2 separate regions of the Mus musculus genome follow, and region 1 is linked to region 2. Evidence: chromatin contacts called from ENCODE POLR2A ChIA-PET data. All regions are on one chromosome and are shown on one strand. Each heading gives the region's core, a stretch centred on a gene start or an enhancer-like site at or near the end of the contact. The rest is flanking DNA. Distances are from core to core; before and after follow the strand shown.

Region 1 (2,863 bases), core at 149-2,648, 64 kb before region 2:
TAAAGGTCGCTACTAGTCTTTGTGAAAGATGAGACAAATACGAAACAATATTAGGGTTCCAAAAGGCATTGCTGGAGGTGGGACATAAGAGGACCACTGCCAGCACGCAGTACTGTGGTGGATCCACAGCTCCTGAAGAATGGGCAGGCTGCCCTGATACTTACAGGCAGAGAAACTATGTTGGCACCTTGCTTTGCTGCCTCCCGCACTAGGCTACAAGCCCGGGTAAGGTTATCTGATTTAATGGAAGAAACTTGAAGCTGTATGAGGGCCAGGCGGAAAGCTGGGGAAAAAAGAAAAAAAAAAAAAAAAAAAAAAGTCATCAGATCTGCCCACTAAGTTCACCCAGGGCCAGGATTCTCAAACAGGATATCAGGCAGTATTTGAACATGGTTTTTGATTGACCCAACTACTGGCAATCTAAAGGGGTATATCGACAACACTGACAAAACCTGGCTTCTGAAGAAGGCCGAAGCTCTCCTTAAAAGTATAAAAACTATGATCGCTCATTCCTTGGCTTATCCTAAATATGATGAGAGAGAAAAAAAAAAAAAAGGCATTTAGCCCCTAACACCTCTTAATTGAACAGTGCCAGAATCTGTATAAAAACAAATGAAACCAAAACCTGGCATTATTTTCAGGTTAACAGACCTTGAGCTGTCACCAGAGTATCACAGAAACTCACTAATATCTCCCCTAACCCTAGGAAGTTAGACTGCCTCTGCTCCTGAGGCAGGAAAGGATAATAAAACTATAGTTTTGTTTCTAGCTTCTTCCAAAAGCCACCCAATATGGACAAGGTCCCGACCCAGGTTAGGGGCCGGTGCAAAAGCGCCCTCTGCAGGCTTACGCAGGAAAACCCCTCCACTGGGGTCCTCCGTGTGCAAGACTTGTTGCTTCCCCTTCTCCGGAAAGCGATTAATGATTTTGAAGATGAACAAGTCGGGGCGGAGGGCACGAAAACACCTCGAGTGACGGGCCTATTACGGGAACAACATTTACATGAATATGCCAGGACAGTGCAACTATAAACTTTTACAGACGAGGAACTGCGGAGTGAGGTGTGATTATCCACCGCTTTGTGAGGCGAGGAAGTCAGAGCCACGAGTTGGACACCACCACCCAACCCGCAAGCTGACCAGCTCCGACAGCACAGGACGCCCCGCGCGGAGGCCTGTGCTCGCACGGCCAGCCGCCCCTGGGCTTCGCCGCGCCGCGGACACCGGTGACAAGAGCCACCGGCATGGCTGACCGGGGGACGCAAGGACCCAGCCGGCTCATCTGCACCGCCGCACGGAGGACCCCGCTCCCGCTGGGAGCTGGACAACCAGACCACGAGCCACTTACTAGACATGGCTCTTCCACGGTGCACCGCAGGCCACAGGGACTCCTGCCAGTCAATCTCCTCCGCAGCGTGCAGAAGGCGGGGCCGAGCCGCGCGCGCAGAAGGGGCGTGGTCAAGGGCTGGGTCGAGGGGCGGAGCCTCGATGAGCTTTGAGGATTTTACTGTTTTGTTTTGTGCTGTGCTGTAATGTAGGTGAGTAAGCCTCCGACTTTGTGCACATTCAGTACCAGTCTACATTCTTGCCTGGGCACCGTACTAAAAATGGCTCACCCTTTGCGGTTGCATACACCAAGAAGTGATAATTACAAATTCTTTATATAGGGCCTTCAAAAGCAAAGTCAAAAAAGAGAAGCCTACGTTATGGTAGTGTGCCATAAATGGTCTGGGGTAGAAAGGTCCTACTTGTGGCACAAAGGACATAAATTTCAGGTTAGATCATGGCAGTGGCCAGGGTAACGATGCTCCATGCTGACTGGCTTGAGGAAGTGCACCTGGTTGTTTTAGGCTAGCAGGACTTCAGAACCTTGCTCCTAACTGGGCTGGGGAAAGAGATAGAGTTGGTGCTAAGCAGTATTCTACGATTTGACCTTTGTATTTATTATTTAATTTTTATTCATTATCATTTATGTAAATATTTATTTTTGTTTTGAGCTTTTCCGGTTTTCAGACAGGGTCTCTTGTAGCCTAGGCTGCACTTTAACTTGCTATGTAGCTAAGGCTCACCTTGACGTCTAATCCTCCTGCTCCCACTCCTGAGTGCAGGGATTGAGTCCTGTAGCAACACACCCAGCTAGTGACATTGCTTTCTAAGCTTTGCAGTGCTTGCAAGTTAAAGTCTATACCTTGTCACATTTGCAGAGCACGGAGCCAAGGGGATTAGAGAGCTTGACAAGAGGAAAGAAAGCCTGCAGATCAGATCCCCAAAAGAAATTTTAGTCAGCTGTCTTCAGTGGGGCTGAGCTTTTCACAAACTTTGGGAGAGACAGAGAGAGCCAAACAGAGAGACAGAGAGAGGGAGAGAGAGAGAACCATAAACAGCAGTTTGAAAAGGACAAAGCAGGGCTGGAGAGATGGCTCCGTGGTTAAGAGCACTTGGTGCTCTTGCAAAGGACCTGGGTTTGGATCTAAGCACCTACATCGTCCTGAGGGGATCACAGAATTGTTTCTTCCAAGAACCTGAGAACACTGGGGAAGCGGGGTGAACAAAGAATGTATGCGCTGGAGGAAGGTGTGGGGATGGGTTGCAGTATGGCCTTATGTCTTCCAGGGTTAACATATTTACCCCATCTTCATCTTGCATTAGAAACTGCAGTGGCCTGGTAGCCATGGCAACTACTGAAGACAAAGCCAGGTCTAAGGTGACAGATCTATTGACAGCTCTAGTAGAAAGAGGGGGGAAAGGTCACAGAAACCTCACTCCCTGAGCTCAACTGATCCTCCTTCCTCCTTCAATAGCTGGGGCTATGAGCACCCCAGCACCCACCTAGTGCCACTGGTTTTAGCCTAAGGTACATATAT
Region 2 (2,700 bases), core at 45-2,544:
CAGCTACTCAACTGCTATATCGTGTATTCCTTTCTGTTATTTCTATTGTCCTCAATTAGTAAAGTACAAATTTACCAAAGGCTTGCATTGTGTGTAGGTACACCGTGACAGTGATATATAAACACTGTGAAAAACAACAGCAAAATCCATGAGTCTTACACCTGGTCAATACAGTTAGATCAACTGTAAGATATACACGTGCACACACACACACACACAACTTCAAAAGTAGAAGTGTCCACCAAAAATTAATGACCCTCAGTGGGAAAAATAATGCCTACCAAAAAGGTATTGGCAGGGTTGGGGATGTATCACAGTTGGTAGAATGCTTGTCCTAGCACACAGGAAGCCCTCGGTTCAATCCCCAGCCCAACACAAACCAGGCAGGATGGAGCTTACAAGCCAGCACTCGGGAGGAGAAAGCAAAAGCATTGGAAGTCCACAGTCATCCTCAGCCACTCAGAAAGTTCGAGGCCAGCCTTGGGCTACATGAGTTCCTTTAAAAACCAAATCTTCCCACAGCCCCAGAGACACATGCAAATGCCCGGGAGAAACAGTAACAAAATTCAAAACGCCCTCCAAGTCATGAAATTAAATTGTGAGGAAAGTGGTGGGGAAGAAAAAAAAATAATAATAACAAATGTTAGAAACTGTTGGGAGATAAACAAAATTAATAATAATAATTTTTTTTTTTAAAGACAACCCTGAACTACGTAGAAGGAATCTTGCTGGGTGTATCTCACGACCTCTGCACTGTCAAAGGTCGCGGTGGTTATTTCAAAAGATCTCATTTCAAATGGTCTGAGATCTCCATCCAAGAACTTCCTCCTTAGTGCGCCCATTCCAACTCCCTGGCTAGGGACTCGGCGAACTCAGTGGGGAAGCCACTCTCTTCGCTGGGCCAAGCGGGAGGACCTGACTTAGGCGCAGATCCAGGATGGCCCCTGAGTCCCCGGGATTCTGCCCCAGCCGCAGAAGCCCGCGGGCAGAGGGGACCCTGAAGCAGAGGGGGCGGGGCAGGGGCTCAGAGGAGGACAGGTGCCTTTTGCTCCACGCCCCGCCAGCCAGCACCTCGGGGACAGGCAGGATGGCGAACAGGAAGAGAAGGGGCCAGTGGGAATTAAACCTGGGCTCGCACTCACCAGCTGTCCCCGCCCGACGTTGACAGTGGCAGAAGCTCTTCTCCTTCCGCCATTGCTGTTGACGTCCACGTCACTTTGCCGAAAAGTGGACCTGGCACCGAGACTGTCTCAGAGATTCAGTGTCGTAAAAGGAGTTATGAAGTCTGAGACTTGAGACTCACCAGAGCGAAAGAGGGAGGAGGCGAGGAATTGGAAGGATGCAACGTCACCACGTCTCTAGGGCGAAAGGCGGAGCCCGGAGCTTTGCGAGAGGGAGAAGATTATGGAAGACCACAAATCCCAGGATGCCAAGGGCCCGCGAACGGAGTGGGCGGGGCACAAGGCTTGTGGGCGGGGCCGACCCTGGGGAGTGGGAGGGGTTCTCCGGGATGGGGCGGGGCGCCACGCTGCGGGCAGGCGTGGCTCAGAGGAGACTCTGAAAGTGAAGCATCCTGGCTTGGCGTCTTAATGTTTGGGTCTCTGGCTGTCCGGTGTGAGCCAGAATTGAGAATCCCAGCTAGTGGAGAGAGGAGGGCAAGTATGAATTCACACAGAGAAGGTAGGCTGAATAGAAAAAAAGGAAAGGACATACCACATCATTTGTAAAGACCATTCAAAAAAATAAAAAGGCCAGGGACTTAGTAAACCATACAGCACTTGCCCAGCATCCTCAATGATTCAATCACCAGAGCTACAAGAAAAATAAAAATACACGAAGGACTCTGTCAAGCTATCCAGTTAAGAAAATTATACTCTAGTCTTCTATCTTAAATATGTCTTCTAACAGCCAGGAGAATCAACTGTAGTTCTGAAACTGAAATTCCAGTTTAAAAAATCAGTTTAAGAAAGCTGCCGAGGGGGGCTGGTGAGATGGCTCAGTGGGTTAGAGCACCCGACTGCTCTTCCGAAGGTCCAGAGTTCAAATCCCAGCAACCACATGGTGGCTCACAACCATCCGTAACAAGATCTGACTCCTTCTTCTGGAGTGTCTGAAGACAGCTACAGTGTACTTACATATAATAAATAAATAAATCTTAAAAAAAAAAAAAAAAAAAAGAAAGCTGCCGAGATCCTTCCCTTCCTAGCCAAAGTCCCATTTGTCCCTCTAAATGGGCCTCCTTGTTCCGCACCCAGGTTTCATCCACAGTACCAGTATTACCAAAACACTAGCCCCTGGGCTATCTTTGCCTAGTACAGATTCAGGGAGGAGCTGAACAAATATTTTTAAGCCCAGGAACAACGATGCAGTTAACTACATGAAATTTATGGATAAATCTGAAAATGCCATTGTTAGATGAACCAAACAGATTACAAACAAAAGGCATCGTTTATGTTTGATATCAATATATTAGCAATAGATGCATGCACACTGAGAAATGCAGGGGTAATGTGTAGAAAAACTGAAAACAATTAAGTTTTAGATGGGGCAGGAATGACCAGAAATAGCTTTAATTAAGTAAAGTAAGTTTCTGTTCGATTGGTTGGCTGGTTATGTTTTGTTTTGTCTTTTGAGACAGTCTCACTAGTAACCTTGAGGAGCTCAGAATTTGCTTTGGAGACCCGGCAAGACCAGGTTTGG

The links. ChIA-PET counts read pairs that join two places held with the same protein, here RNA polymerase II (POLR2A).
Region 1: POLR2A ChIA-PET joins it to region 2 with 16 read pairs in embryonic stem cell. The contact joins the promoter of Nit2 here to the promoter of Tbc1d23 in region 2. POLR2A ChIA-PET finds 5 or more read pairs at or near these places in 4 of 5 experiments (Patski and embryonic stem cell).

Annotation. Positions count from the first base shown.
Region 1 is chr16:57,165,934-57,168,796 of GRCm38, forward strand. It overlaps Nit2 (nitrilase family, member 2), which reads right to left and starts at 1,399. Exons shown (of 10, transcript NM_023175.1): 1 at 1,348-1,399; 2 at 165-283. The coding sequence starts at 1,354. It overlaps Gm16892 (a long non-coding RNA gene), which reads left to right and starts at 1,436. Exons shown (of 2, transcript XR_003951893.1): 1 at 1,436-1,537.
Region 2 is chr16:57,230,172-57,232,871 of GRCm38, forward strand. It overlaps Tbc1d23 (TBC1 domain family, member 23), which reads right to left and starts at 1,295. Exons shown (of 19, transcript NM_001358433.1): 1 at 1,143-1,295. The coding sequence starts at 1,195.